Linked DNA regions of Homo sapiens: regions 2, 3, 4 and 5 are each linked to region 1. The links are chromatin loops, found by intact Hi-C in ENCODE. Cell type or tissue: mammary epithelial cell. All regions are shown on one strand. Links, peaks and the distances in the headings refer to the core of each region. The heading gives the core; the rest is flanking DNA. Region 1 overlaps SPOCK1 (SPARC (osteonectin), cwcv and kazal like domains proteoglycan 1). Region 2 has its middle 68 kb from the start of CTB-1I21.1. Region 3 overlaps SPOCK1 (SPARC (osteonectin), cwcv and kazal like domains proteoglycan 1). Region 4 overlaps SPOCK1 (SPARC (osteonectin), cwcv and kazal like domains proteoglycan 1). Region 5 overlaps SPOCK1 (SPARC (osteonectin), cwcv and kazal like domains proteoglycan 1).

The links. A loop is a pair of places that touch in the nucleus more often than their neighbours do. Peaks named below come from ENCODE experiments on the same cell type or tissue, not always from the same donor. Only the 100,000 strongest peaks of a DNase experiment are listed, where the experiment ranks them.
Region 2: it touches region 1 in a loop (5-fold over the local background); 5 of 110 quality-filtered maps call a loop at or near these places.
Region 3: it touches region 1 in a loop (7-fold over the local background); 6 of 110 quality-filtered maps call a loop at or near these places.
Region 4: it touches region 1 in a loop (9-fold over the local background); 7 of 110 quality-filtered maps call a loop at or near these places.
Region 5: a loop joins it to region 1, with 13 times the contacts of the local background. A loop is called at or near these places in 17 of 110 quality-filtered maps.

The regions. Positions count from the first base shown.
Region 1 is chr5:137,072,511-137,078,889 of GRCh38, reverse strand. The region is part of intron 5 of SPOCK1 (SPARC (osteonectin), cwcv and kazal like domains proteoglycan 1); the gene reads left to right. Among named protein-coding and RNA genes, the nearest start is that of CTB-1I21.1, 340 kb to the right of the region's middle. In mammary epithelial cell, for the core only: a CTCF peak has its summit at 3,520 (motif pointing left); a DNase peak (open chromatin) is centred at 3,529; H3K27ac peaks cover 335 bases.
Region 2 is chr5:136,799,817-136,806,195 of GRCh38, reverse strand. No RefSeq gene overlaps it. Among named protein-coding and RNA genes, the nearest start is that of CTB-1I21.1, 68 kb to the right of the region's middle. In mammary epithelial cell, for the core only: a CTCF peak has its summit at 3,615 (motif pointing left); no DNase peak of the experiment used is centred there.
Region 3 is chr5:137,142,709-137,149,087 of GRCh38, reverse strand. All of the region lies in intron 3 of SPOCK1 (SPARC (osteonectin), cwcv and kazal like domains proteoglycan 1), which reads left to right. Among named protein-coding and RNA genes, the nearest start is that of SPOCK1, 350 kb to the left of the region's middle. RefSeq lists an enhancer at 2,425-3,624. In mammary epithelial cell, for the core only: no CTCF peak of the experiment used is centred there; a DNase peak (open chromatin) is centred at 2,537; H3K4me3 peaks cover 325 bases; H3K27ac peaks cover 2,554 bases.
Region 4 is chr5:137,317,400-137,323,778 of GRCh38, reverse strand. All of the region lies in intron 2 of SPOCK1 (SPARC (osteonectin), cwcv and kazal like domains proteoglycan 1), which reads left to right. Among named protein-coding and RNA genes, the nearest start is that of SPOCK1, 180 kb to the left of the region's middle. RefSeq lists an enhancer at 3,526-4,025. In mammary epithelial cell, for the core only: a CTCF peak has its summit at 3,153 (motif pointing left); DNase peaks (open chromatin) are centred at 3,178 and 3,478.
Region 5 is chr5:137,217,696-137,224,074 of GRCh38, reverse strand. All of the region lies in intron 3 of SPOCK1 (SPARC (osteonectin), cwcv and kazal like domains proteoglycan 1), which reads left to right. Among named protein-coding and RNA genes, the nearest start is that of SPOCK1, 280 kb to the left of the region's middle. RefSeq lists a silencer at 3,328-3,477. In mammary epithelial cell, for the core only: a CTCF peak has its summit at 3,457 (motif pointing right); DNase peaks (open chromatin) are centred at 3,394 and 5,404.

The sequences.
Region 1 (6,379 bases), core at 500-5,499:
GGATACAAGGAATGGTTGTAAGCTGGGGTAGGGTGTCACAAACACATTTGCATTTTACAGAGATCAGTCCGGCATGGAGAAGCTATTGGAGGAAGAAGAGAATGAATGTGGGCTTTGGGGTATGGAGGAAGGAGCAAAGATTAATTGTCTACCATGTGCCAGGAATGCTGCCAGGCACTAGAGATCTAGAGATCATTAGTTATCCTTTCTACTTCCAGGATGGCTGCAGGAAGTAGGGATTATCTTTAGTGAGGAGGAAATGAAGACTTGGACAGGTTATGTAAATTGACCTGCCTTTAACCCCAGTAAGCAGTGGCGCCCTGGGTGTCAGATTCCCTACTAGGTTTGTAATGAGAGATGCAGACAGATCCTGGGCAGAGAGTTTCTCCCTACCCACCATCACAGCTGGAGAGGTGTGAGTCATGATAGAATCAGGTGCCACCTCAACTTGCCCTCCACCTCCGGTGAATTCTGTCTGTGGAGTAAACTGCCCGAGCCAGTGGGGAACAGGCAGCATGGAGAGGAGGCTTAGTGTGGGCTGGGTCCCCTGCAAGGAAACCAGGACAGCTGGAGAGACAGGCATCTCGAGGGCATTTATAGCTGCAGAGACATTTTAATTTTAAGCAGGTGCCAGCACCTCAGAACATCCTCTTCCTTTCTCCTAGCGCTGCCTGAGCCCACATATCCAGGCTGGGCGAGAGACATGTGAACGAGGTCTCTGCTCCCACATTGCCTCTTGCATCTCCCAAGTCTCTCTGGGATGTTTTGTGCTTTTTTCTATACTTGAAGCATCTCCTCTGTTCTCCTCCTTGTATTTCTTCTCTCTTTTCTTCCCTCCTCTCCTCTGCCATGCCTCCTCTACAGCTTTCTTTTCTTGCTCTCTCCTTCTTTCATTCTTATTTGTGTTCTTTCCTTTCTTACCCTTTTCCTTCTCATCTGTAAAATGAAAGTGATAGTCTCCAACTTCCTAGAGTTTCTGGGAAGATGATGAATTTATTTCAGCAACCTCTTCCTGTCCACTTTCAAGGTACAGCTTATATGTGGCCCTAGGGTGTATGAGCATGGACAGCTCTCTCTAGGAGCTTGCATCAGGTGGGAGTCAAGTTCGGAGACCAGATCCTATGAACAGAACTGTCTTCTGAGGCCCTGGCTGGGCCGCTCTGGACTGCTTGGGAGAGCTCTGATGATCACACTTCACAGTTAATCTGTTAGCTAGGAATAGCTGCAGGCCTTTATGCCTCCAGGAGAGGCTAAGTCTGGCTGCTGTCAGCTTCTGGAACACAGAAGGTGGCCACATCACCTGATTCAGGTCTGTGAGCTGATCAGCTTCACTTCTGTAAGTTGGCTTAGCTAATTGCAACATGTTAAAGTGGCTTTGACTAACATCACTATCACTAGTGACAAGTCACAGTTGACAAGCAAGGGTTGTATTTGGCTGACTCCATTTCTTCCCTGCCGGTCAGCACCACACAGCCGCCAGCAGGGCACCTCCTGTTCTCTCTCCCTTTCCCGAGCTCTGGCATAATTTCTGTCTCCTCTCTGTCCTCCTAGGATTCCTGTAAAGGCTTTGCCAAACCCCTCACTGTTGTAGAAGTCTGTGAGTCATTACACATAGCACTGGACTAGGGAGAAGTGAAGGGGTTGAATTAAAAATTAAATCTGCGGGGGCCGGGCGCGGTGGCTCACGCCTGTAATCCCAGCACTTTGGGAGGACGAGGCGGGTGGATCACGAGGTCAGGAGATCGAGACCATCCTGGCTAACACGGTGAAACCCCGTCTCTACTAAAAATACAAAAAAATTAGCCAGGCGTGGTGGTGGGCGCCTGTAGTCCCAGCTACTTAGGAGGGTGAGGCAGGAGAATGGCATGAACCCAGGAGGCGGAGCTTGCAGTGAGCTGAGATCATGCCACTGCACTCCAGCCTGGGCAACAGAGCGAGACTCTGTCTCAAAAAAAAAAATTTTAAATCTGCTACTTACTCACCTTGTGTCCCCGAGGCAGTTATTTGCTTTCTCTAGTTTCAGTTTCTTCATCTATAGAATGAATGTATTAACACCTGCTCTTAATCTATAGAATGAATGTATTAACACCTGCTCTCACATAGGGTTACATAAGATATATCCCATAAATAAACAAAAAATGTATAAGACACAGATGGTCCCTGACTTACAATGGTTCAACTGAAAATGGTATGACTTTAAGATGGTGCAAAGGAGATATGAATTTACTAGAAACTGTACTTTGGCTACCCGTCAACCATTCTTTTTTTTTTTTTTTTTTTTTACTTTCAGTCCAGTATTCAATAAATTACATGAGATATCCTACTTTTTATTATTAAATAGGCTTTATCTTAGATAATTTTGCCCCACTGTAGACTAATGTGAGTGTTCTGAGTACACTGAAGGTAGGCTAGGCTAAGCTATGATGTTTGTTGGTTAGACATATTAAATGCACTTTCAATCTCTGATTATTTTTACCTTAAGATGGGTTTATTGAAATGTAACCCCATAGTAAGTTCAGGAGCACCTGTACTTGTGATATGCTAGGCTCTAGTCAAAGATACTATTTCCTTCAAGAAGTAGATATGTAAACAGATAAGCACTGTCCAGTGGTGAGTGCAATGAGAGAATTGTCCTGGGGCACAGAGGCAGGAGCCTCAGAAAAGCTTTCCTGGAGGAAAGGCACTGGAGCCCCGTTCGGAAGAGGGGAGGGCTGCAGCTGGCCCAACTGTGGGCCTTCACTGAGAGCCCTTCGGGTCTGGGCTCTCTGCTGCATCCAGGCCTTGCATGGTGAGGCTGTGCATGGTCCCACCTCTCTGATGTACAGCAGGTTGTCCTCCCTCCATGGGGCCAGCCATCTCCTAGAGAGGATGACAGGCCCAGGAACTTCAAGTCCTTCCTCATCTGCACTATTCTCCGAAATCCCAGTTAAGTAAAAAATCCCACAGAAATTTAAAATGTCAAAATAGTGTCCAGTCCTAACAAAATCCCAGGCAGAGGAGATAACAGGGAAAATGTCCAGAAGTGAGAACAGTGGAGGTGAGCCAAGGCAGTTCCCCTTGTGTGCAGTTTGGGAGCTTAAAGCAGGGGCCAGGAGCCTGCTGGGGGTGGGCCTGCACGTGCAGGTCAGGGCTGCACTCCTCTCCACGGTGCCGGCCACTCTTGGTTGCATTGCCTGGAGGACAGCAAGACTCTCCACTGGTTTCGTCACACAGTTTAGAGAAACTATTCAGCCTTGCCTCTAAAACCAAGCCTGTGACAATCTGTACATGAACTGGACTGAAACTTACCTCCTCACTCACTAGAAAAGGGTGTGCTAAATCACTGACAAGATAAACAAGGTAAGAAAATGAGCAAAGCTAATTGCTGATATCAATCAAGAGAATTTTGTGCTTCTGGAAAACCTGGATCACTTGGCCCTTTAACAAATCCTTACTGAAGGTCAGCTCTTTACCAGGTGTAAGCCAGCCTGGATACAGCAGGAAATAGGATCCAGTCCCTGCCCCGAGAGCCGCCCTCTAGCGGGAGCTGCAGGAGGGACAGTAACTGCAACACCTGAGAGTGGCAAGCCACTGGGGAGGGAGGAGCTTAGGGAGGGAAAAGAGGAGTGGTTTCTGGGAAGAGTTCTCCTAGCACCACTGGGCAAAGCAAGTTAAATTTTCTTCCCCTGGCTATTAGTTTAATAATTATTCAATGTACAGAGCATTTAAAGAATAATGCAATGAATGCTGTATACCCGTCATTAAGATTTGACAGTTGTTGCAGTGGCTCACACCTGTAATCCCAGCACTTTGGGAGGATGAGGCGGGCAGATCTATTGAGGTCAGGAGTTCGAAAACAGCCTGGCCAACATGGTGAAACCCGGTCTGTACTAAAAATACAAAAATTAGGTCGGGCGCGGTGACTCACGCCTGTAATCCCAGCACTTTGGGAGGCCGAGGTGGGCTGATCACGAGGTCAGGAGATCGAGACCATCCTGGCTAACACGGTGAAACCCCGTCTCTACTAAAAATACAAAAATTAGTCGGGCGTGGTGGCGGGTGCCTGTAGTCCCAGCTACTCGGGAGGCTGAGAAAGGAGAATGGCCTGAACCTGGGAGGTGGAGCTTGCAGTGAGCCGAGTTTGCGCCACTGCACTCCAGCCTGGGTGACAGAGCGAGACTCCATCTCAACAACAACAACAACAACAACAACAACAAAATACAAAAATTAGCAGGGCATGGTGGCAGGTGCCTGTAATCCCAGCTACTAGGGAGGCTGAGGCAGGAGAATTGCTTGAACCTGGGAGGCGGAGGTTGCAGTGAGCTGAAATCATGTCACTGCACTCCAGCCTGGGCAATAAGAGCGAAACTCAGTCTCAAAACACAAACAAAACAAAAAGATTTGGCAGTCGTTAGTATTTTGGCACATTTGTGTACTCTTGCTTTCTGTATATACATACGTACTTTCCCCTGAACTAGTTAGAAGTAATTTGCAGCATTGTGACACCTCACCCCTAAGAAAAGGGGTGTTCTCTTATATAACCACCTTAACCTTAGTAGGTATTATGCCTGTAAGAACATTCCATAATATCACCTAGCATATAGTTCACATTAACATCACAGAAATTCTTCCCCAAATGTTTGTATAATAATGTGTTTTGTATAATAATTATTAGTCAAGGTTCTGTTAACTTTCACTCATTTCATTTGTTTCCGATTTTTAATTTATTTTAATTAGAAATGATTACTCTAGTATGATAATCCACCTGCCCCAGGTTTGTTTGGTTTGCTTTTAGAGTTCAGACTGTTATAAAATGTCCTCAATTTTGGATTTGTCTGTTTCCTAATGCATAGAGTCGGGTTCAACCTTTTTAATACAGTGCCTCACAGGTGCTACTGTGTATTTTCTTTTGTTGCATATTAGGAGGCACATGCCAGCCTGTCCCGCCGCCAGTGGTATTAGCTTGGACCCTTGGTCCCTTTGTTAAGGGGTGACTGCCGTTTGTTTTATTGAAAGTGTGCATTTTCTTCTTTGTGTAATAATAACACTATAAGGAGACATTTTAAGACTGTGTGAATGTTTCATTCTCTAATAACTTTCACCCAAAATTTTTAGCAAATATTAAATGGTCCTTTTCTGACTCAATTAATTACATGAGGAGTTTCAAAATGGTGACTTTCTAACTCTAGCCTTTCTTTTAAATTTTGTAGCTGCTATTCTCTTGTAAAAAAAAAAAGCATTTTCCTCTTTTACATTTTTAACAGCTTGGTCTTCAAGAAGTTTAAGGCTCTGACTTATTTGGAAGCCTTAACTCATAGAAATGTGTGTGTACCACACAGAGGGAGAGAGGGAGAATAAAAGACTGTGCCGTGGGTCACACACAGGCCAACCATCGGTTCCACTAAGATGGTCCTTCCCGCTCTCCTCATCCCTCTCTAGCTTCCTCACTGTTTCTCAAGTGTAGTCAAAATCTTCTACCCTGGGCCTTTGTGCTTCCTTTTTCCTTGACCCTCCTTCCCCAGAGAGCTGCATGACTCACTTTATTCTGTTCTCTGCTCAGATGTCATCTTTCCAGAAGATTTACTGATCACACCATACATCATTCCCTCTCCTTTATTCTCTGTCTCTTTCTCTCTCTTGCTTAATTCCCTGACTCCCATCAATGCCTGCCATGTGAACTTCATGGAAACAGGCCTTTGTCCCATTGGTTCTACACCTAGACCAGGGTCTGGCCCATAGTAGATGCTCAGTGAATATGTGTTAAATGCAGAAAGGAACACATGTATTTATGGATGTTCAATAAGGTTCTAAATGAGACCAAAGACCTTCCCTTGTTTCTGTGCATAGCTTCTTCCAGATGAACACTGAGCCACTCAAGCTCTGTGCAGAAATGGGTGGTTATTCTCCCGTCAGCCAGGAACAGCATGTTGGCATCTGACTGGTGCAGTCAGCAGCCGCTCACTTCCTGCCCAATTATTAAAGCCGGCAAAGCCTCAGGATTGCTCCCCTCCACCTACTGTGACATGATTTTGGGTGAATAAAAACAAATCAGAATTCATCAACTGTGAACAAAATTGTCAACTGTGAACTGTCAACAGTCTGGCTTAAAAAATGGATGATAGGTTGATGAAATACAGTGGAGAAAGCAATTTGAATAAAATGTTAAAAATAATACCCAAAGCATGAGAGGCAAAGCAGAGTGTGGTGTGGTAGAGAAATGTACTCGGTTGAGACCTGTGTGAGCAATGAACCAGAAAGAGGTTGTTAGCTGTGCTTTACAAATCATAAAAGAGAAAGATTTACTGACCATTTACGGAAAATATTCACTCATTCCAACCAATGTATTAGAGTGTTATGCAAAATGGAAGGAAAGATTGGTTGGGAAATCTGCTAGCACATT
Region 2 (6,379 bases), core at 824-5,823, 270 kb after region 1:
TCAACCAGATACATGTCTCTAATTTACACAACATAGATACCATCAATTTCTAATGCACTGGATAGTTATGCTTAATTATTTTTTACATCATTTCCCACTAATGTGTTTAGGGAAAGTGATTACTGGAGATGTGATTGAAGTACTAGAAATCCATTTGGGAGACAGATGGTTCATCTCAACCCAAGAGCTCAATCCATCAGTAGGAAAATACAGTCATGCCCCAGGTGGGATAATAGATGTGTGAGATGCCATATTTGTGTGTGTGCACACACGTGCAGGCATGTGTTTTTATAGGCTATTGGTTATGACTCTGTGTGGATATAGGGCCTGTGTAAAGAGTTTAAGACTCATTAAAATAGTATACACTCTGTAGTGACAAGCTTTATAGATCTCTGAATGTATAATGTTCCCTTTAGTGACTTTCTACATTTTGAGATGTAATGATCATGCAGAGTTTATTACCATCTAAACGAATATGGCGAGTTGGTAGAACTTTGCAATTGTCTTTCACCACTGCTAATATCTGCCACTGGGGGCAGAAATAGAAGTTGTAGGAAGAGGAATAAATGCCTAAACTCACTTCTCTCTCTCCTCCCTAATTCACTCCTGTTCTCTCCCATCTCTCTTCCCTACAATGTGGCAAAACTGTTCTCAAGGATTCTTGCTTCCTTCTCCACTTTAATCTTTCTGCTTTCTTCTGTTAAATACTCAGAGCAGGTTTCCCTTCTTACCCTTTGGGAAATCTTCCTCCCTTTACTTAAATTCCATCTCTTTTTAAAAAAAAACCTGTGCTGGCATTGGACCAAATTCTAACCTCAGATATCCTCTCCCCTTCTGCCCAAACCAAATAATCCAGAAGAAGATAGAAGTAAAAGTAAGCACAAACATCTTTGTAAGTATGAATTGTAAAGTTATGAATAATGATATCTCAGAACCTCCATAAAATTTTAGAATGGTGTATATGGCATGCTGCCAGATTACTGACATGAAAAACCTCTTTATCTACCAAAATGTAAATAATAATAGTTTATTGAGGGTCTATTATGTGCCAAGTGTAAGCTTAGGTTTGGAATTCGATGATGAATTAGATATGATCTCTTTCGTGTAGGAGCTCTCTGTACAGAGGTACTGATAGGCACTCAAAATAAGAAATAGCAACATAATGTAGTCCTAAGATCACTCATGGGAGTACCAATAGAGGAGTCATGTGATGGTTAATTTTAGGTGTCAACTTGACTGAATTAAGGGATACTCAGATAGCTGGTAAAGCATTATTTCTGTGTATGTCTGTGAGGGTGTTTCTGAGAGAGGTTGACATTTGAATCAGTAGACTGAGTAAGAAAGATCTGCCCTCACCAAGTGTGAGCAGGCACCATCCAATCCATTAAGGGACCAGATAGAACAAAAAGGCAGAGGAAAACTGAATTTGTTCTCTCTTCTTGAGCTGGGACACTCATCTTCTGCCCTTGGATATCAGAACTCAAGATTATCTCACCTTTGAACTCTGCAACTTGCACAAATCCCTCCCCCAACCAAGGCCTTTGGCCTTGAACTGAGAGTTACACATTCAGCTCTCCCAGTTCTTCGGCCTTCAGACTTGGACTGAGCCAGGCTGCTGGCTTCCCTGATTTTCCAGCTTGCAGATCAAAAACTGTGGGACTGCTTAGCCTCCAAAATTATGTAAGCCAATTCCCATAATAAATACCCATAGATAGATAGATAGATAGATAGATAGATAGATAGATAGATAGATATAAATTTTTGAGACATGGTCTGGCTCTGTTGCCTAGGCTGGAGTGCAGTGGTGCCATCTTGGCTTACTGTAACCTCCACAGGATCAGGTTCAAGTGATCCTCCCACCTCAGCCTCCCAAGTAGCTGGGACTATGGGCACATGCCACCATGCCTGCCTAATTTTTGCATGTTTTTGTAAATATGGGGTTTTGCCATGTTGCCCATGCTGGTCTCAAACTCCTGAGCTCAAGTGATCCAACCCACCTCGGCCTCCTAAACTGCTGGAATTACAGAGTGAGCCATGGCATCTGGCCCCCTCTCACATATTGATATCTATTATCTGTATCTGTGTGTGTGCATGTGTGTGTGCGTGTGTGTGTGTGTGTGTGTGTCCTATTGGTTCTGTTTCTTTGGAGAACCTTGACTGATACAAGTGATTATATCTGGAGATTTGGGAAAAAATATCCTAGAAAGGTGACCTGCTAGCTGGGTTTTAAAGAGTGAGAGGGATTGGTAGGTTGAGTAAAATAATGAATAAACTCTTATGCAGAAAAAAGAGTAGGTATAAAACTTTGGTGATATTAAAGAGCAGAGCACATTTGGGGGAAGGCATCTTAGTTCATTTTGTGCTGCTATAGCAGAATATTTGAGACTGGATATTTTATAAATGACAGAAGTATATTTCTTACAATTCTAGAGACTAGGAAGTCCAAGATCATGCCATTGGCAGGTTCAGTCTCTGGTTCCAAGATGGTATTAGGTTGCTGCAAAAGTGATTGCAGTTTTTGCCATTGGAAGAAAGGACAAAAACCACAATTACTTTTGCACCAAACTCATACCTTGTTGCCGTGTCTGCTGAAGGGGAGGAACATTGCGTTCTCACATAGCAGAAGATCAAAAGAGAGTGAATTTACTTCTTTAAGAGCTTCTTATGGTGGCATTAATTATTCATGAGGGCTCTGCCCTCATATCTAAACACCACCAATTAGGTCCCACCTCCCAACACTGTTGCATTGGGGATTAATTTTCCTACATGTGAATTTGTGGGGACATATTCAGACCACAGCAGAAGGCAAGAAGTTCAGTGTGACTGGAGCACAGTATTACGAGGGGATGCAGGAAGCATGGCATAATATGAAGCTGGAAAGTGGGTAGAAGCTTCATTTTGAAGGTAGTATAAGGTATGTGAAGGCTTTTATCTTCTAGAGGGTGGTGAACCACTGGTGAGCTTTGAGAAGGGATGTGAAAGGATCCAACTTTTACCTTAGAAAGTTCATACAGAATGTAGTATGCAGAGTGAGGGTGAGTTGGGTATGGAGATGTGACAATGGGGGAAGGAACCCTGATCAGAACACTATGGCCATGGTCCAGACAAGAAAGAAGCTCAGATCACAACAAGGGATAGATGACTTCAGAGAACACAAACATTCTCCTTTCAGCTAAAACTATAATATATCAACATCATCCAAAGAACAAAATGTAAAAATGTTGAGAAGTTGTTTCTAATCTTTTCTGATAGGCTCAACTCTATTAAACTCTAAAAGGAAATTTTGCATTTCGCTCTATTTCCCCATTTGCATTTTATTGTTGTCTGCAGTAGTGAGAACTATACTAGAAAATATCTGCAGTGGTTTCCACCTAAAACAGCTTAACATCTTACTTTATTATGGCTCCCTTTTCATTTTGAAACAAGTTGGTCTGTGTGGATAAATCCGCCAAATAGAGAACCCCAGTGAGTCCCACTGGAAAACAGTTCTCTATGCCAGACACCAGTTTAATATTCCTTCAGTGGAAGGTGTCTCTCTGAGGGAAACCATATAAAAAATTGTTAGCCTCCTCTTGAGACCATTTCTGTTTTGTTTCTGAAACAAATTATGGGCCAGCAGTGCCCTCACCTGGCATCTTGAAATTATAGAGTGACATTCCTATTTTCAAGCACGGAGGAGGATTTTTACAGAAATAAGCCATTGGTAATATTAGTTCTCTCTCCTTGAAGACCCAAACTAATGAGTTACTTGGGGCCACAAGTTGTGGCTGAAATGGGGATCAAGAAGAAGCCTATTTTTCCATGGTCAATGTTAAGGAAGCAATTGAAGTATTCAGCAAAACAAACAAACAAACCTGAATTTGTTGTCTGAAGCTGAGTTCAAATGTCAGCATTGCTTCTCACCTACGCTGTGACCCTGGCAGGTCATTTTCCTTTTGCTCACCTTATGGAACCCTTGTAAGCATTAGATGCAAGAATGTATCTAAAAGCATCTGTAAATGGCAAATGTTCAATTTATGTCATATAAAAACCTGAAATTTCCCTAAAGGACTGTAATCGATACAAATTTTCTAGCAAGAAAAAAGAATCTGCTAGCAAATACCAAGAACTATAAATGTGTATGGGCCTTTCAAGCCAGTAACTACACTTTTAGAACTTATCATAGGAAAATTAAGTGAAATGTATAAAATGTTGTTTGCACAAAAGATGTTCATTATGGTGATATGTATAATAAAGTTTGGAAGTAATCTCAATGTGAATATCCAAGAAACTAGGGAAATGGTTAAATTGACTTGCTATATCTATGCCACATGTTGATGCTGCCATTTAAAAACAAAGTTTCAAGAAAATTTTAATTATATAAAAATACGATGTTAGAAGAATGGGCTGTATATTATATCAACTATAAGAGATGTAAATAAAAACAAATAGAAAAAGTATTTGAAATAAAAAATTAGATGATATCAGGTAATGGTAAGGATATGGGGAAAATGGGTACTTTCACATATTTCTAATAGAAGTGAAAATTTGAAACACGTTGGACAGCCTTTTAAATTTGTTAAAGTAAAAAAATATATAAATGCCTATGATATAAAAAGTTCCATCTGAGCACAAAAATGTGCATAAAGATATTCACCAACATCTTGTTATAACAGTGAAAAATTGGAAACAACTTGCTTGTCCACCCATATTGAAATGATTAAATGAATTACGATATGTGTGTTTGGACAGATCAGGTGATTCTGTGGGAGCAAACAACATCCAAGTCACGATGCCTTAAAAAAAGCAATAAAAAATTTCTCACACTGTAGTGTGAGTAAAAGTAACTCAACACATTTCAGCTGGGGCTCAGCTCCATCATCCTTAAGATGCAGACAGAACTGCACTGTCCCACATGGTAGCTACTAGCCACATGGAGCTATTGAGCCCTTGAAATGTGTCTAGTCTGAATTGATAAACACTGTAAGTGTAAGTTATATACCGGATTTTAAAGGCTGAGTATAAAAGTGTAAAATATTTATTTAATAGTTTTTCGTGTTGATTGCATGTTGAAATGATAATAGTTTGGGTATACTGGGTAAATGAAATACATTATTAAAATTAATTTTGCCTGTGTTTAACTTTTTTTAAATGTGACTTACGGAATATTTAAAATTAGATAACAGCTTAGATTATATTTTTTACTAGGCAGTGCTGGTCGAGAACACCACTAGTCTCAACAGCAAGTGAAAAGAGAAAGATGAAGCATGTGTCAGCTCTTAAAGCTTTTGCCTGGGAGTGACATATGGGACATGGGTTTATATCTCCTTGACCAAAGGCAATCATACTGGCAACCTGAGTTTAGTAGAGTGGGATGCTCCCATCCTACTATGTGCCCAGAGAGAGAGAGAGAGAGAGAGAGAGAGAGAGAGAGAGAGAGAACTAGGACATTGGAGAACAGCCCTCCTATCAACCACACTGTGGAATGCCACACAGGGGATTAAAATAATGTCAGGTCTCTACATGCTGATGTGAAAAGAGTCCAAGACAAATTGTTGAGTAAAAAAGCAAGTTCTTTAACAATACGTATTGTATCACACTGTTTACAAAACACATGCCCACACAGGCAGAACAAAATTGCACCTATTATGAGGACATATATTATACAGGTAACAAACTAGGAAAATGTCTGGAAGACATACACTAAACGTAAAACAATGCTTACCTCTTTGTAGGGGAGAGGTTGCTTTATCTTTAATGTTCGAATATCATACAATGAAAGCAAAGTGTGTTTGGGCAGTTTGGGCTGGATATCTTCTGTTTGCCCCTCTAGTTGGACTCTTTACACTCCCTGACCCTGTCCTATGCCCAGGGGTGTAGGCTGCATAAATGGGCTGCAGCCTTGATTGCTGGTTTCTGATGTATTTGGCCAGAGGAAGCCACTGGTAGGGAAGGGGAAGAGTGAGGCTGAGGCATGTATTCTCCTCCCAGTGATGTTGCACTACCTCCTCTTGCTGTCAGGAGGTGGTCCCTACACAGTTCTCTCTGTTTTGGGTTCTGACCATTGTCTTCTCCCACTCAAGCTCCAGGTGGCAATGTCATCCCCACTAATACCAAACCCTAGGTGCTGCACTATCTCTTGTGGTTTCCTTATATTCCATCCACTCTCTTATAAATAGTAAGTTTACTAAATTCTCTTCAAGTTACTCAACTTAAGTATATCCTGTACTTTTGCTGGGACTGTGAGTAATACATTTCAAAATGAAGAAAAAAATCATAGAAGAAAAAAAAACCTTGACCAAATTATGACCAAAAATGACAAAATTCTTTGCCTCACCATTTCTGGCATTAGGATTATCCGTATTTTCTGTGCTGTTGTACTTCTTTGTCATTACTAACT
Region 3 (6,379 bases), core at 620-5,619, 70 kb before region 1:
GCTCGCACTTTTGTATTCATTATAAAAGTAATACAAGCTTATTAAGATAGCCAGCAATTTGGCTTTGATTTCTGATAGCTCAATCTTTTTTTTTCACAGGAAGTCTTTTTTTATGAGGTCTTCTGGGTAACATGAATCTTGGGGAAGGTGGACAGAGGGGTGTGATACATTGCTGCTTGACACTTTAATCATCACCTTTATCCCCATCAGAAGTTATTTTCATTAGTGGCTTAGTGGCTTCAAGTATCAGCCTTGGTGTGAGACTCGCCAAGATTAAAATCCAGGCTCACTGGCTGTGTGACCACAAACAGGCTTAACATTTCTCTGTCAGTTACCAGTTGGTAAATTAAGAATGATCTGATCTCTGTATCAGTTTCTTTATTGTTGAATTAGGATAATAGTACATTATTCTATAGTTGGTCGTTGTCATTGTCTCCATGTCAGCCCCCTAATTGGGTGACAGAGTATGTAATGTTCTCCCTCCCCTTCCTTTCTATTTAATTCCCCCTTTCCTTCTACTTCCTCTTTCCACTCCCATCACACTTTCAAAGGGAAATCAATTTCTTGATGGAAATGCTGAGTGAGGGTCCTTGTCAGAGCAGCTGGGGAGCAGGGAAAATGTGAGATGATAGCTTTGAGAAGGGAGGCTTGGCTGCCCAGGCTAATAAAATTTTGTGGTTGTTGATTTTATGACACACATTTCCACAGCTGCTCTGGCAGACCCCTCTTAACGCCTTCTTTTCTAATGATCAGGACATGTAAATTACCATGTTGGGCTTATCAGTGGTTGCTCATAATGTCTTGCTTTGCATGTGAGCAGAGGGGCCAAGCAATTCCCAGACACTCTCAGTAGTGGGTAGTCCTTAACTCCTTCATCTCAGAGACACATGCCAAGATCACCCAGGGCTGGACACCTGCTCTGGACCCTGGCCATGGTCATGGCTTGTCATTGTCTCCTTGCTGCAGACAGGATATGAGATAGAGGGCAATCAGGAGAAACTGAGGGCCCTGGTCTGTGAGTGGGGCAGAGGCTGTGGCTGTCCGGAGAGGAAGGGTAGGGAAGGGAAAGGCGCTTCTTTTGGAAGAAGGCAGGTCTGGTTCTGAGTACTGGCTTTGCCATTAAGGCTTTATGGTGCTGGGAAGTTACTTTACCGTTTCAAATTGGTTTTCTCATCTTCAACTTGCCTTTTCACTTAATTTATCATAAATATCTACCTATGTTACCAAATATAGATCTACTAGTTTCTGTAAAATAGTTGCATGATGTTTAAAAAATGTATTATGTTATTAACTAAACCATTTCCCTACAGTTGGTGTTCTGGATTGAATGTTTTTATCCCCCTCAAATTCCCACGTTGAAGCTCCAATTCCTAGGATGTCTGTATTTGGAGAGGGGGCCTCTAAGAAAGTAATTAAGGTTAAAAGAGGTCCAAAGAGTGGAGCCCTGAGCTGATAGGATAAGTGTCCTATAAGAAGAGACACGAGAGAGGGCTGGCTCTCTGTCTCTCCAAGTGCTTGCATCGAGGAAAGACCATGTAAGGACGTAGCAAAAAGCTGGCTGGCTGCAAGCCAGGAAGAGGGCCCTCCTAGAACCTCACCTTACTGGCACCCTGATCTCAGACTTCTAGTCCCCAGCACTGTGAGAAAATAAATTTCTGTTGTTTAAGCCACCAGTCTGTGGTACTTTCATTATGGCTGCCCGAGCAGACTAACACAGATGGACATTCAAAGTGTTATAATTTTCCCTTATTACAGATTATTAAGATGAACATTTTTGCCTAATATGTTCACTTGCTGGGTCATAGGATGTTTCTTTTTTCCCTTTTCTCTTGTTATAATTTTTATGTATACCAAAATGTTGAGAGGATACTATAAACTGCTATACACCCATCTACCTACATTTAACAATTGTTATCATTTAAGGGCACAACCAAAAAATTGACCCCCAAAAAAGGCTGTTATCAATTTATAACCCTCTCCCCCACCTCACACACACACATACACAAATAATGTAACAGAGAAGATGCTTTTATCTTTGACACAGAAAGAAGTCCCCAGGACCTCAGTTTAAAGGGGAAAGAAAAGGTCTCTTCCCAGGAGGGCTATCTTTGGTCAGACTCATCTTTCTCTCCTCTGCCTCTTTGTCTCTGTCTGTCCTGTGTCCCTCCCCACCAATTCCCCAATCCTTAAATGCATGAGTCCAACCTTTATGCCACTCTGCTCTCTGCCCTATCCAGGCACATGTCTAATAGGCCCTTTGTTTGGCCTCGGAGAACTTGGCCAGCCCCTTGAATATGAAAGGAAAGAATTGTGAGGAGGCTTTCCAAGCTGCCATTCTTCTCTGGTTACAGCAAAAATCCTATGGGCAGAATCTTCTATTTTATATTCTGAGAGGCTCTGTCGTCAGCTGGTGAACAAGCCTCTCTGGAGACAAGGGAGGCAAGATGCATGCACGGGTTACCATGGGGACAGACAAGCTGCAATAAATGTTCCTGCTCATAGCTTGACGAGGTTTTCACAGTTTGGTGTAATTTCTTTGTCAGTCGTCCATTAAGTCACTCCTAATGAATCACTGGGAGTGTCTGCTCTTCACGTGAACCTTGGGATCGCATGACTCAGGCAGAGAGCAGTCTTAAAAGCAACAGCGAGACAACAAGGCATCTTTAACTGGTGGACTTTTTGCAAATCGAGTGGCCTCTGGCCTGAGGAAGATTCTGGAACTCACCAGAGTGGGCCAGGAGTTCAAGCTGCTGTTTTAGATTAATCTTTTGCTTACTGGTCTCAACAGGTATCTTGTGCCTCCCGGAATCCTGTGTGGCTTGGTGTTCCTGGGGAGAGGGAGGAAGGAGGTTCCTGGCAGGAGAAAAGGGGTTCTAAGAGTTGACCACTGGGCCTTTCAGCCCTGATGTCCTCTGTCATTTGGCGGACGAGAATATATGTAGTGTGTCTGTTCTTACTAAGTGCCACTTTCTACATAAAATGCATATTTAGGGTTCCCTCTTCCTGCCCCTCTCCCCCGACTTTAGTCTGGTCACAGGTTCTTGCATGCTGGGTTGAAGGCACTGTGGAACTCAAAGGCCCTGGCTCCCCAGCATGGTCCCTGTGGCTCCAAGGCCCTTCAGGACCAGGCTCAGCCTCTTCTCCAGCCTTTTTACTCACCGGCTTGCTCCAACTGCTGCCAGCCTCATGAAACACTTGAATTCCTTAAGCCTGCCACAAACTTTCTTACCCCTGGAAAGACAACTTCCTGTTATCTGGAGTGTTCTTCCTCATCCTATTATCTGGTTTAAACCTACTTTTCCATAGATGTCAGTCTGTCCAGGAAGTCTCACCTGACCCCCTGAAAGGCTGAATTAGGTACCTTACCTGTCTCACCTGTCTCCTATGTTCAACGGTGAACCCCTGGAGAGCTGGAAGAACATCTTTTTGCTCACCTCTTTGTATTCACCTTTAGCCTGCAGAAAGATTCTTCACGCTGAATGATACTCTGTAAATATTAATTGAATAAACACAAATGTGTGTGATTTCCCCCAGGTGAGGAACCCTTTGGGCCACCCCACAAAATGGAACCTTCTTCTCATCTGAGCATCTCTGAGGTGGTATCAAGCTCTGCTGTGCTAGGTGTCATGACCCTTTGCCAATTAGCCTATAGGATGTGCTCAAGAAGAGTGCAAAGGCTTGATTCAGGATTTTAAAATCAATGTAGCTAATTAAAAAATAACTCGTTGAACTGAAAAACAAGTTCAGAAACAATTAAGATAATTAAAATATCACCACCTTAATTGAGACCAAGTAGTGAGCTTAAAAATAAAATTAATCAAAAAAAGTTACATGGAACCAGTAATTAACTGGCTTTTGAATTCAATGCTTTACAGCTTAACAAATCTCTTTAAATTAATTCATTCTTGGTTTGTTCCTTGAGAAAGGTTTCTGTAAAAAGTCATTTTGAAAAAAATAATTGGATTTGTGCTGGGTGCCAGTTGACTCTTGAATAGTTCTGCATATAGGTGGGAAAGATAAAATTAACCTTTGGTGGGCGCCTGCTCTGTGCTAGGGATGCTGTCCTGTTTGGGTCCACAGGAGTCCTGCAGGTTTGGTGATAGAAGAGGTAGAGAAGACACAGGGCTTTGTCATCCTCTGGGGATGTCTGCATCCTCTCACTCCTTGTATGCGGAGAGAGATTGAAACTTGGAGCAAGTCCCCAGGAAATCAATAGCACCATGACAAGGAAACTTTGAACTCTGCTCAGGGCTGTCACGCTCAGCTGCCTCTCCTACCTTCTCACCTACAGTTTCCCCTACTTATTAAAAGGCCTCTCAAATGCCACTTATTATTCGGATCTCTTATCCTTCCCTTTTCAAAGTGCAGCCACAGTCCTTTCCAGTACTGGTGCTGGGTGCCTTTCAGGAGCATCCATCACCCTGAGCCTTGAGGCTGCTAGGTAAAACGTATTTGGGAGGCCTGAGTTTAAATGGAAATGACACACTCCTCATCCCCTTTCAATCCCAGTGTTGCTGTTTCTCAAAAACAAAATGCGGCGAGGTGATTAAACAAATGCTGACAGCTTGATTTGTTACTGTTTTGTTGCTCTGTGAAGTTCATTTACTCTAAATAATTTGCATACATGTTTGAAGTATTCAGACCCCAGTAATTGATTTTTAGCAGACTTGATTTCTGTATGCAAATTGTTAAGTATGTAGGGAGTTTAATAACGAACAGTTTTTATTTATTAGTATTTTGGGTTGGAGGTTTTTTGTTTTTAAAGAAATGTTAGCTTCCAGAAGTGGAGGGTGGTCTACAGGAGTTAGCCTAAGGTAGGGTGACAGATGGCAAAACTACAGGAACAAAATTGACCAGACCATGGTTCCTTTGACTCAGTTGGGGGATGGCTGCATTCAGAGGGGGTAGGCTGAGGGCTCAGGTGTCCAGAGCTGGGCACCCCAGCCTCTGGGGAAAGATCAGGGCTGGTGACCTCATCCTGTGGGGTGTACTGAGAGGGAATCGTGGACCATCCTCTGCAGCACTGGGTAATCTGGCTGCCCCCTCCTTTTACCCAGTAAGTCTCATTCTGCCCCCAAAGCCTCTTAAGAATATGGTGCACTTGGGCCCTTGGCATGAGGTGAGCCCCGCAATCAGCTTTTTAAAGAAGATAGTAGGAGATTCTCATGCTTCAAGCATACACTGGTGAAGAGTTTGGGTTCTGGAGTCACAGACCAGGTTTGTCCTGCATCTCTCATTAGCAATTTATTTTTAAGACTTGCACATTAATAGCAGCTACCTCCTTTGGTGGCTATGAAAATTAAATGTGGTAATCCAATCAGAGTTCACTGCCTGTATGTCAAAAGCACTCAGTGAGTGTTAACTATGGTTCTTTGTTATTATGAAAACTGATTATTTACTCTGGGAAAAAAGACAAACACAAAAAACTTAATAAACACATATGAGGTGCTTAGCATGTTCCAGGTCTAAGTACTTACAGATATTAACTCATTAAATGTTCATGACAACCACCAAGCAATAGCAGGTGCTGTTATTATCCCCATTTTTACAGGAGAGGAAAGTGAGGTATAGCAAGGTTAGCAAGCAGCAGAGGCAGGGTTCAGTCCCAGAAGCTACTCTGCCTTGGAGTCCGTGCTGTTCCAGAAGCTACTCTGCCTTGGAGTCTGTGCTGTTCCCGGATCTGCTCAGCTGATTCATGATCCTTGTGATTGCACTGTCCGTTGAGACCACCCGGAGGACAGTGTGGCATGTTAACAAAGTTGGATACAGAGGCAAAAATAAGCTCAAATTCTGCCACAAAGCTTGTCATGTAGTACTGCAGATTTTGACACCCATCACCCTAGGCCAACCTGTTTTTCTCTGTCTCTGACATCCACTCAAGTGAAAATCTCAAGTTCTCTGCTGCAGCACTTGGCATCTGTTGGGGAAAATGCCTCAGCTGATAACTATGACTGGGGCTGCCTGTGGTCTAGTCCCCAGGTTTCTTGAGATCTATAAATGTCTTCATCCTGTGGTGTGTGGAAGTGTGAGAAGGGGCAATGAAGGACTGACATGTCCTGCTAAGCTGTTCAAGCAGCAGAAACGCCATTGGATGTTGTGTGTTCAGAACCCTTGAGAAACTTTCATCATTAGTGGTCATCTGGTAATCATTCTTAATTGTTGACTCAATTTTGAATGATTCTTGGAGAGTGAGTCAAAGTTGGCTGAGCTGCAGCCCCAGGGTTGGCGTGGGCGGCAGTGCACTGGGCTGAGACTGCACCAGTCTCCTGGCTTCTTATGCAGACATCCCCAGGAACCAAAAGAGTTCCACTTAGGACCAGGAAGCTCTTGCTGCAAGTTTCTGGAAGCCCCAGCCTTGGAAGACTCTGAAGGCAGACAC
Region 4 (6,379 bases), core at 622-5,621, 240 kb before region 1:
CGTATTGTGGTTTTAACTTGCATTTCCCTGCTTATTAGTGATGTTGAGTATTTTTTTTCCCATACATGTTGGCCATTTGTATGTCTTCTTTGAGAAAGGTCTATTTCAGTTTTTTAAAATACCCATTTTAAAAATTGGGTTGTTTTCTTGCTGTTATTTGAGTTCTTGATATATTTTGGATATTAATCCCTTCTAAAGTATGGCTTGTTATTTTTTTTTTCCCCTTCTGTTGAGCCCATGTCATGTCAATGTTTGTTTCATATATTTGGCTCCTCTAATGTTAGGTGCAAATATAATTATAATTGGTATGTCTTCCTGGTGAATTGGCCCTTTTATCAATATGTGATGTTCTTATTTGTCTCTTATGACAGTTTTTGACTTAAAGTCTATTTTGTATGAATACATATGACCACCCTGTTCTCCTTTGGTTACTTTTTGCATGGAATATCTTTTTCCACCCTTTCACTTCCATCCTGTGTGTGTCCTAAAATCTAAAATAAGCAAATAGTCTCATTTTCTTTTAAAAAAAATCCATTAAACTACCCTATGTCTTTTGATTGGGGAATGTAATTCAATTTCATTGAAAATAATTACCAATAGGGAAGGACTTACTATTGACTTTTTGCTATGGCTTGAATATGTTCCCCAAAATGCACATGTTAAAAACTTAATCCCCAGTGCAGCAGTGTTTGGAGGTGGGGCCTAATGAGAGGTGATTAGGCCATGAGAATGGAGTGAATGAAATAACAGTTATTGCACGAGTGGGTTTGTTATAAAAGGGAGAGTTCATCTTCCTTTTACTCTCTCTCTCTTGCTCTTCTACCATGTGATTCCTTTCACCATGATTCCTTTTACCACGTTATGACATAGCAAGAAGGTCCTTACTAGATGCTGGCCCCTCAGTGTTGGACTTGCCAGCCTCCAGAACTGTGAGAAAATAAATTCCTGTTTATTATAAATTGTCCAGTCTCAGGTTTCCTGTGATACTAAAATGGACTAAAATGCACTTTGTTTTCTGCCTGTCTCTTAGTGTTTTTGTTCCTTTTTTCCTCTTTTGATTTTTTTTTTGGTAAGGATATGCTTTGATTCCTTTCTCATTTTCATTTATGTATCTTATGTAGGTTTTTTGTGGTTACATGGGGCTTATTTTACAGTTGTAATATCTATTTTAAGCTGATATCAGCTTAGCTTCAGTCACATACAAAAATTCTACTCTTTGACTTCTCCCCTCTGTTTTGTTATTGTCACAAATTACATCTTTTGTATTGTGTATCCATTAACATACCTTTATAGTTATTTTTGTATTTTTGTCTTTTAACTTCTATGCCAGAATTAAGTGATTTACCTACCATTGTTAGAGTATTACAATATTCTGTATTTGTAATATTTATATATTTACCTTTACCAGTGAGTTTTGTGTGTGTGTGTGTTTTTTTTTTTTTCCTTGAGACAGCATCTCACTCTGATGCCCAGGCTGGAGTGCAGTGGCACAATCATGGCTGACTGCAGCCTCGACTTCTTGGGCTCAGGTTATTCTCTTACCTCAGTCTCCTGAGTAGCTGGGACTACAGGTTTTGTGCCAACATGCCTGGCTAATTTTTGTATTTTTTAGTAAGAATGGGGTTTTGCTATGTTGCCCAGGCTGGTCTCGAACTCCTGGGTTCACTGCCTGCCTCAGCCAATGAGCTTAATACTTATATATGCTTTTATGTTGCTGACCAGTGTTTTTTAGCATTCTTTCTTTTCAACTTGAAGGACTCCATTTAGCTTTTCTTATAAGGCGGGTCTAGTGGTGATAAATTTTATCAGCTTTTGTTTATCTAGGAAAGCCTTTAATTTTTCTTAATTTTTGAAAAACACAGACACACAAATCTGGATTGACAGTTTTCTTTTTCTTTTTTTTTTCTTTTTGACAGAGTCTCACTTTGTTGCCCAGGCTAGGGCATGATGTTGGCTCACTGCAACCTCTGCCACTGGGGTTCAAGCAATTCTCCTGCCTGACCCTCCTGAGTAGCTGGGATTACAGTCACCTGCTACCATGCCTGGCTAATTTTGTTGTATTTTTTTAGTAGAGATAGGATTTCACCATCTTGGATAAGCTCGTCTTGAACTCCTGACCTCGTGATCCACCTGCCTCGGCCTCCCAAAGTGCTGGGATTACAGGCGTGAACCACCGCCCTGGCCCTTTTTTTTCTTTTTTAATCACTTTGAATATATCATCCTACTCTGTTTTGGCCTGCAAAGTTTCTGCTGATATATACACTGATAGTCTCATGGAGACTCCTTTGTATGTGATGAGTTACTTTTTTCTTGCTTTCAAAATTCTCTCTTTGTCTAACCTTTGACAGCTTGATTATAATGTATCTCAGTGTGGACTTTTTTGGGTATGTTCTGATTGAGATCTATTTGGCTTCTTGGATTTGGATGTTCATTTCCTTTACCAGAGCCATTATTATTTCATACAAGCTTTCTGCCCCTTTGTCTGTCTTTCCTTCTTCTGGAATACCTATAATATACCTATTGGTCTCTGTGGTGTCCCATAGTAGGTCCTTTAGGCTTTCTTCACTTTTTTTTTTTTTTTCTGGTTGGTGTTTCTATGACTGAATAATTTCCAATGACCTGTCTCTGAGTGTGCTGATTCTGTGTTGCTTAAACAGTTCTGCTCTTGAATTATTCTAGTGAAATTTCCAACTCAGTTTTTGTGTTCTTCAGGTCACAAATTTCTTTGGTTAAAAAATACTCTTTTTCATTTTACAGACACTCTCATTTGTTTATACACAATTTTCCTGAGCTTGTTAAGCATCTTTATGGTGGCTATTTTGAATTGTTTATGAGATAATTCATATAACTCTTTTTCTTTAGGACCAATTTCTGGATATTTATTTTGTAACTTTGACTGGGCTGTGTTTCCCCATTACTTTGTGAGCCTTATAATTTTGTGTTGGGATTTGCACATTTGAAAACACAACCACTTTCCCCAGTCCTTATGGTTTTTCTTATAGGGAAAGACCTTCAGCAATCAGCCCAGCTAGAGATTCCAAGCGTCTCTTAACCTTTTGGGGAGAGAAATCTTTTCTAGGCTTGTGTGTGTAATTTCCCATTTAGAGAGATTTGCTGGTCTCTTTTTCAGGCGCTTGTAGCCTCTTGCTCCCTCTGGTGTCTGTATGAGGTATTTCAGGTTTTCTGGCGCTTTTTCTGGCATTGAGCTCTTTTCTGTTCTCTGGCTCCCAGGTATCCAAAGTTTTCTAAGTCTGTCAGCACTCTAAGTCAGGCAAAACAGAAACCACTCCTTCTAGCAGCCCTTGAAAAGCCAGAACACAATATATACATTCCACCCTTCCTTTCCCTCCCAGTGGAGAAGCCATGAGTTGGGTGCTTTCTGAAAATTGTGGCAAGCTGTGCTGGTGTCTCTGTGTGATACTACAAGTTCTCTGGTGCTGCCACAAGCTTCTGAGCTCTCTTTTGTTCTCTGTGGATACCAGGCATCCAAGGTATGTCAGTTTCCCATCAGCACTCTGAATCAGGCAGGACAGAAACCAGTCCCTTGGGCAGTTTCCTGAAAAGCTGGAACATTGGAAGTGTTTCAATTTCTTCAATTTCCCTCCCAAGGGAGAATCCACAAGTTGGACTCTTCTTTTTGATCATGAGCTGTGCTGGCTTGGGAGAAGGATTGATGCAGTTGGAATAAAATAGCTTTTTGTTACCCATTTCAATGTAGCTGTTCTTGATTTTGAGTTGCCTGGGGTACTGTGACTTCCTAACTGAATTCTGGAGTTCTCATAAAGGCTTTTTGGATCATGTGTTGTTTTTTTTTTTTTTTTTTTTTTGAGACGGAGTCTCGCTCTGTCGCCCAGGCCGGACTGCGGACTGCAGTGGCGCAATCTCGGCTCACTGCAAGCTCCGCTTCCCGGGTTCACGCCATTCTCCTGCCTCAGCCTCCCGAGTAGCTGGGACTACAGGCGCCCGCCACCGCGCCTGGCTAATTTTTTGTATTTTTAGTAGAGACGGGGTTTCACCTTGTTAGCCAGGATGGTCTCGATCTCCTGACCTCATGATCCACCCGCCTCGGCCTCCCAAAGTGCTGGGATTACAGGCGTGAGCCACCGCGCCCGGCCTCATGTGTTGTTGTTAAAGCTGGTGTTTCTGTTGTGAAGTGAGCTCTCGGGTTTCCTATTCTACTGTCTTGCTGATGCTACTTAAATAAGAAGGATAGTTTTATGGCATTGCATAAAAGTGTATCCTAGCATCACTCTACTGAAAACATAACTAGTTTTATCATTGATGCCTTCCAAGAAACCATTTACAAGTATTAAAAGGACTTGCTCTTGGAGAGATGTCAATCTGTTACTTATAGTGAACAATAAGCATATTGGAAAAATGTGTTAGATGAAAGAAAGGGGTAATGAATGGTTTTAAATTAATAGATCTTTCACCTAAAGCTAGCCATGGAGCATTGCTTGTAAATCAATTAAAGGCCAAAGGAAATATTCATCATTGAATTATATGGGTTTTTACCTAGAAGAATTTCCCTCAAAATGCAATTTCCCTGGAAATCTGTGAATCCTCAGTTCTCTGATGAGAGGCAGCTTAAAATTCAGCTGGGTAGTTTCTGTGATGTCTCAAACAGGCTCCATAACCTTCATGATATATAGTCTTGGAATTTGTGTGTGCCTCCTCTTTTCTCTGAGGGCAGAGATTGGACAAACTTGAACTGCTGATATAGAGAAAGTGACTTATGTTTTTTAGCTTTCAACTGCACTGCTTGGCAAATTTTAGGGGCTAAAGCATGAATTGTATGCCCTGGATAGAATGACATCTATTAAACGTCTTCTGTCACTGAGCAAGTCTGTGAATGAATGAACTTTGATTTCCTACAGAGAAGCAGGTGAATCGGTCAGTAAATCCACATTATTGAGTGTCTCTGCCCTCAGCAGCATGTCTTGGGATTAGGAAAAATTTTATCTTGACCAAGAGAAAAGTTTAAGGAGGGCCTGCTCTGTGCTGTCTCATATATGCTCTGGTTTTTAGAGTCTTAGCTTTCTCCCCAAACACTTTACTTTCAAAGAAGGGAAAATTAAACAATAGGCAATACTTGTTTCATCTTTGAATTCCCATTAATCAAAGGGTAGTCTCCTAGTAACATCCTGGATTTGTTTCTATTTCCACTTCAAACCCACTTGGCCATCTAAACAATTATCTGGCTCACCATCCACCAGAACCCTAGTTACAGGGAGAGGAATCTCGAGCACTCTTACCTCTTCTCAAGGTACTGAGAGGGATTCCCAGGAGACTGGGCTGAGAAGACAGACAAACCCCTCATTATAATCAGGTGGTCCCTCAGTGCTGCTACCTGGAAATAGGAATTCTGCTTGACATTCTAGACAATAGAGCCATGCTTTTTTTATTATTTAAGGACAGCCTTTTCTTTCTTCTCAGGTAGTCGACAGCTACCAATTTAAATGAGCTGGGTTTATGGATGGCTGCAGAAATCCTCTTTACTCAAACCCAGTATCTATCCATCAGCCACTGCGCAGCACTTTACTGTGGAGGCAGCGGGGGGACAGCTCATCAGAATCGCCCCAGTGGAATGTTACGATAGGAAAAAAGAGGAATGGATTACATATTTATGTGGTCTTTGAAAATGCAGTGGGACAGGAAGATTGCTTGTAACGTATGCAGTTACATTAAATGACTATTAACCTTCACTGGTTGCAGGTGTCTGGTGAATTCATTTGTGCTTGTGTATGTTGTGTGGCTTGAAAAATTAATGAGACTTTTTAAATAATCAAATTAAAAGTATTTGTTACTCCAGGTTCTGGTGAGCTATCAAAACAAAACTGGGTACAGCTTACAAAAATAAAGTGTCTACTGAGAAGAATAAAAATATGAATTGAGGGGGGAAATTGATAGCTATGCGGATCTTGGAAACTAGTTTCATCTGATGGAGTAAAATAAGAGAAAATATGCCCATCGTGACTAGTTTTATTTGTAGATTATGGTTAGTGAATTCTCTCTTTTGTCATGAATGCTTCACATTCTGGAGGAAGGAGGTGGCCTTGCAGTAATGTTTTATTTCTGTGAATGCCAGACTTTTCTTCAACCTGTTGACTTGTAGGGTTGACGTGTCAGACATGGTGAAGAACAATACCTGTGGAGCTGAGCCTTCATTTCCTGAAACGTGTGTCCAAGAGGCTTTTTTGACAAGGATGTTTTAACTATGCTGTGTACACCGTTAGAATTTCAGTTTTGTTTTTAAACATTCCCATCTGACTGGAGCTTCCCTCCATCCATTCCTGAAACTCACCTATTCCTGATCTGCTGAAGCCCATGTCCTCTCCAGTGTCCTGCATTGCACCAAAACGGCAGTAATATAGGTCAG
Region 5 (6,379 bases), core at 724-5,723, 140 kb before region 1:
TAAGTTTGTTTAGCATCTGTTATAATGTTAGAGTGTTGCAGGAAATTGGAATCTCTCTGGCATCATTAGTTAGGGGAAAAAGACCTCAGGAATAAACTTCAAGAAATGACTCTTAACCATTCTCTTATTATTTAGTAGGTGCGTGCACTAAGGTGATTCCAACTTTTTCAGATTTAACTTTTTCATAAACTTTATTTTGTACATTATGAACTGATGCCCACAAATGACCCTTTTGTCCACTAGCTTTATATTTTTTTTTCAGATGTTCCTGAGTAGGCAGACATTCTGAACTCTGGCAGGGCATGTCAGCTAACGGTTCATGTTTTTGGCAAGACCATCACCTTTGCTTGTACAACCTTACATGTTTGAGCAATTTTTTGAACATTTAGAACATGTTTTTGCTCATTATTTTATCAACATGTGATAAAATGAGAATAATTTCATCTCATTGTTGAAAATATGTGTTGAAACCTGGGTCTCACAAATGTGGAGATAACATTGGGAGTCATTAAGCAGGCCCCAAATGGTGAATCATTAGTCTCAGATGGATGGTCCCTGGAATTAAGACAGCCAACTACGTAGTCAATTGTGAGGAAAGAGGAAAATAAAGGGCACAAATGAAGTGCTGAAAATGTGTCATCTAAGATGATATTTCAAAAGCTGAGTTATTAGGAATTTCATGCTGTTTTTAATACGTAGAGAACAGACAATCCCCCATAGCTACACCTGTTGTTTCATTGTCATGCTTTTTACTTTTTTTTTTTTTCATGTTATAGCACATTATGTACAGGGCTGCCTTGGATTATAGGGGCTACCCCTTTAATTTGTCATCAAAAGTTCATTTTTCTCATATCATGATTGGGAGAAAAGTGACAAATTAATTGATGGAAATGGTGGTCTGTTCCTGTCTCCATCCTCAGTCTCTTCCTGCCCAGTTGTTATCTCCTTTCCCTGCTTTATTTTTGCCATAGCATGGATACTTGTTTATCATCTGTATGTCACTGGTAGACTATTAGCTCCGTAAGAGTAGGGAGTTTTGCCATTCTAGATCAGCGTGTCTCAACAGTTTTTTTCATTATCACTTCCCTAAGAAGACTTAAATTTTTTTTTCCTAATTGCCTCTCCCCTTTCTGAAATTTAAAGCCACCAATATACTGTGTATCTGTTTAGATGCTATTTGTCTATCTGTGCTTTATATGTAAAAAGAAGTGTAAGATTTTGTTTTCATCCCTCAAAAACCAGTTTTCACTCCCTTGAGGGACAGTGTGGCCCCCTTTGAGAAAGCACATTCCAGACCTAGTGTCAAAAGGAGTACATGGAGCACAGTAGGTGCTCAATTAATTTGTGTTGAATGAATTTGACTTACCTAGGATGTCTGTCTTCATGAAAGTGATTAAACCCACACATAAATGATGTGCTTGCTGTTTTCAAGCACCTGTTTTTAGAATTTCATTGTCTTTTTTTCTTTTTCAGTAGAGGCCAAACAAATGTTGGCTAACCACTTGACAGATATGTGAAGGGGGTCTCCCTCTTATAGTTGTATTAAATCTGTGCTCTTCTTTTAAGAGTCTGATTATCCAGGAGAGGTAATGCTTTAATTGAGGGTCTTATTTAAACCTATAGATAATTATCCCTGATGATCTATGTATACACAGAAAGCAAATGTACAAATTTACTAAATGCTCTTATTAGCTACTGGTGTTAGCCTTTGTTCCCACTTAAGCTCTGATACTGAAACTGAACTGTTTGGTGACAGAGCCCCTGAGAGTATTTTGCTTGGCCTTACCCAAAGAGAGGTTCCCCCCACCTACTCTGAAGTGGGGGCGGGAATCAAATAGAAGCACTTAAACAGATCTTCTTAGTGTACTCTGGATTTGCCCAGGCAGCCTGTGTGTTTTTAGATCCCTTGATACTCTGCAGCTGCTTTGTCCTCTCTCCTGATGGCGTATGTATGTGACATGATAAAAGCCAGAGTTTTGAGTACCTTAAATAAAACAAGAAAACTCGAGGCTTCATGCTGTCCTCTGTGATGGGAATAGTAATAAAAGCATGACAATTGGTGTGTTAAAGAAGCCAGATACCAGGAAGACCTTTTCAGATGGAGTCTGATCAAGGCTTTCTCATCAGACAGAAACAAACCCAGTGCCTGAGCCCTGTGGAGGGTGGGCGCTGCTTCCCTGAGATGCTGTGGGAGGAATAACTGGTTGTGTACATTCCCAGAAGGAGAAGTATTCATTCATCATTTTCATTATTGCCTTGTTTCTCCACAGAAATATTTCAGATGCTAATTTTCTTGGAAGAGAAGATTGACATTCACACTTACTTTTATTTTAACAATTAAAGAAAAATAATGAATATTCATGCCAAGAAAATGAACTTAGTTACAGTCTAAACACATATCATAATGAATGGTTCTGATATTTGGACCCTCATGGCTGTAATAATACAGTTAAGTTCCTAAAATTGGAATCTATTGTCATCTCAGTCATTGACTGAAACTGAAAATATCTCATCGAAGATGTTGTGTAAAGGTCTCGGTTATTAGGAATTTCATGCTGTTTTCGACACCCGGAGATGAGGCAACCACCCTCATAACATATAGATCTGTTGAATTTTTTATTTGCTTTGTTGGGACAGATTCCTTGAAACAAGACCTCTGTGTGTCATATATATTGCCTTGTAATAATTTTCATTTTAGGGGGGTTAGGAGTGCTGTCTCTTCGAGTGCTTTTTTGCAGCTGGATGCACATGGCAGTTTCTGAAATGGGCCTGGACTTTTATAACATGAAGCCATGTGCTTTTCTTAGTAACTATAACTCATTGGTCATTTACCTTAGGATGGACAGACATTTAAAAGATGGAATTTTTGGAAGGTGCCAAAATCAGACATTTAAAATGGAAATTTCCAAGGCAACAGGCTATTTAGAGGAAACTTGTGAATCCTTTTAAAATTGGAATGCCTCCCCCATTTATGTTTCTACATAGATATTTGGGTTTTTATATTCCAGTTTTTCTCAAAGTGAGACACACCTATTTAAGCAGATATATTTCTGCTGGCCACGTTTCTGTGGCTGTTGGCTTACTGTGCTGGAGTGTTAAATGAGTGATTCTAAGAATAATTGCAAAGATGCTTTGAAAACATGGATATAAAGTCACACATCTTAATAAAAGTTGGGGGACTTTTTCACTAGACTTTCTTTAGAATGTTAACATTTTCTGCTCTGGAACCATGTGTGTGCCCGAGAAAGGCTGAGGATTCAGTATGGAGACTAGCAACCTTCACTTATTCACTCACTCACCTACCTATTCGCTGACACAGCCTCTTAGTGACCATTTGCTCAGTGCCTGCTGAGCAGTGATTCCTATCTAAGGTGCTGACGAAACAGATGACTGTGACTCAGTCCTTGTCCTTAGTGTCCTCACTGTTTAGAGAAACCCAACAATTACACTAGAGGGCAGTGGAGTTCATAGTGGTTAGGAGACTAGACTCAGGAGTCAGACCTGGGTGATGTGGGCCAAATTATTACATCCTATGTGATGTGGTTTGTTCCTCTATAAAGTGGGGTAAAATACAAACAACCTCACAGGGCTCTTTGAGGATTAAGTAATCTAAATCCATGTAAAGTACAGTTCCTTGCGTGTGATAATACTTAGAAAATGATGATCCATTCATGGCTTCACAGCCAGGTGCTATAGAGAGTGACTCAAAATGCATCCTGGGGGGCACTGCCAGGCAGGGCGACTCAAGTGAAAGGATTAGTTATGTACATGCCCCCCAAAATGAGAGAAGGTTGTTTTCTTTTTCCACAGATTTAACCAAAATGGTGCTTTTGGAAATGAGGAGTTGTCAATATGGGATGTGGAGGACATGATTTTGAGGTCATTTGATTTTGTTCTGCACTGCTCTGTCTCTGTGCTCCCCATCTTCCTCCCTCTGAAACATGGGTTCTTGTTGCTCTATCTAGAAACACCACCCTCCTGGGTCAGGAGATGCAACTGACCCCCACTAGATGGAGGGCATGGTGTCTAGATACCCTGGGCTATTCTTTCAGAATCTACTTCTGGGGCAGATGGAGTACTGGATGGGTTGCCCAGGGCTTAGAGACTAGATCAAGAGAATCCTGAAGGCCATGGCTCTAGAAAGGTTCACATTTTCTAATTACTTCTTCAGGACCTGCTCACTCTAAGGAGGCAAAGCAGCTCTAAAAGACACCATGGAGGCCCTATAAAATCATCATGTCTCTCCAGGAAAAATAGCCACCTAGGTTATCTTCAGTGAAGTAGACTAGGGGCCCAGCCAGGGCCAAGACCTCAGCTTCCTAAGCACTCAACACAGCCTGGACAGACATATGTTCAGTGAATACTTTGATCATGATGAGCTCTAGAACATTGGGCAAAGGCACTATGCCAGTTATTGTTTCTTCACACATCTGTGTGTTTTCTGGCAATAAGGTATACTTTCTCATGAAATTTGACCTGGAGTTTTGTTTGGTGGTATTTTGAGCTTCTATTCATTTGGAGAAAAAAAGGCATGATTCTTAATTGCTGTAATTTTACCTTCATGAATTCAGAAATGCGAGTCCTGGAATAATGAATCCCCTTTTATAAAGAAACATATTTGCAGCAATGCCAATTCCTGGCTCATTAGGCCCATTCTAGCAGCGGAGATGTCTGGCTTTCCCCAGGGCAGGACCTGCTAAGTGTTGGGATACTCTTACTTTTTCCAATCCCTCTGCCTCCACTGAACTCCACCTCTCACAAGGAAGAGTTAACATTTAATGAAAGGATCTTTTGACACCCACTGCCAGAATCCTGCTTACTTACCACTCTGCAAATAATTTTAAATGAGTGATTTTTGTCATCTTAGCATCATTAATTCAGGTTCACACAAAGAACACAGTGTATTTGTGTAAAAGGCTACTAGACAAATTAAGAGGGTGATGCTAGCATTTCCTGTGTGCAGATTTGGCAGCCGTCATCTATTTGGAGAGATTCCAGGTGAGATCCTAGGGAAGAGAGCTTTGTATAAAACAGGTTTCTTCTCATATGCCTCCTTAAGGTTCCCCCTTGCAGGTCTTACAACAAAGGAGTGCCTTGGTGGGGACCCTGCATTTTGTCTGTCCCACTTCAGCCTGCTTGGAGCCAGCCTGGGCACTGCTTTTTTCCTTGTTGATGATTTTCTTTCATATCACCATGCCGCCTCTGCCCAGGTACCTGGCAGCTAGTTACCTTTGGTGGTATTGTCTGGTATGGTGGTCTGATGAGAAGGAGCTCCTCCTTGGGCAGGTTTGGGACCACCTGTGCTTGTTGTACACCTTAAATGTAGGGGAAGAATCTGACTAGCTACTATAGGACTCAATTCTGGCAGCTTGCTTCTGCTGTGTCTCAGGAATGAGACCAGTGGCTCATTTGTTTGATGTAGCTGAGTCATACAACTTGTCAATTTTCCCAGCAAAGCGTGAATAAAATCTAGTCTTTCCAGAAGGATTAAATAAGTGGCATTGTTGTTCTTTTGCTTAATTCACAAGTTTTCTGGGATTCCAACTTCAAATATTTGTTACCTTGAAAGGAAGTTAATTTCTCAGCTTTACAAATTGTTCATTTCAATCAGAACAAAGCAGGAATGCTGTTTTACAGTTGTCATTAATTGGATAACTTGCAATGTCCAAGAACCATGTGTTAGGGCTGTATTTAGAGCAGTCTCCTCTGGCACCTGATGATGTGGTCATCTTTGGTATACCTTCTATTATTTCTCTCTGGTCAGTTAGAAAAGGCACTGTCCTTTGCATAGGGAGATCTTACCATCAACCCATTAGACCGAAAGTCAAGAGACCAAGATTCTACTTCCAACCCTGTCACTAACAAGCTGTGCTTCCTTAAACAAATTACACCCCTCTGATGGGATTCCATTATCCCAGAGATGAAGATAAAGGATCGAGCTTCATCTTGAACTCTGATTAGTCAGAAATGGATTTGTGGTCACAAGTCAGTGGGGAAGAATTCTGTAATTGATTAGCCATGTCTGCCTTAGGGGAGGAAAGGGTGAGTGTTGGCAATCCTGAGCTGGGTCTTGCCAAATCTCCTTCTCCTTCTCCTTCTAACCATCTATACCTATGTAGAAATATAGATGCGGTAAGGTTGGGTAAGTAAGATAGTGCAGTATAATGGATAGGAGTAGGGTTGGAGCCACACAGCCTGATTTCTATTCCCGCTTGTCACTTATTAACCACGATACCTTGGATACATTACTTAGCTTCTCGGAGCTGTAATTTCCTCATCAGTAAAAGGAGAGTGTTGTAGTCCTTACCACAAAAGATTGCTATGACTGAGTCAGGCGTTTTAAGTACTTTGCATAGTAGATGATCAGTAAAAATGTTAT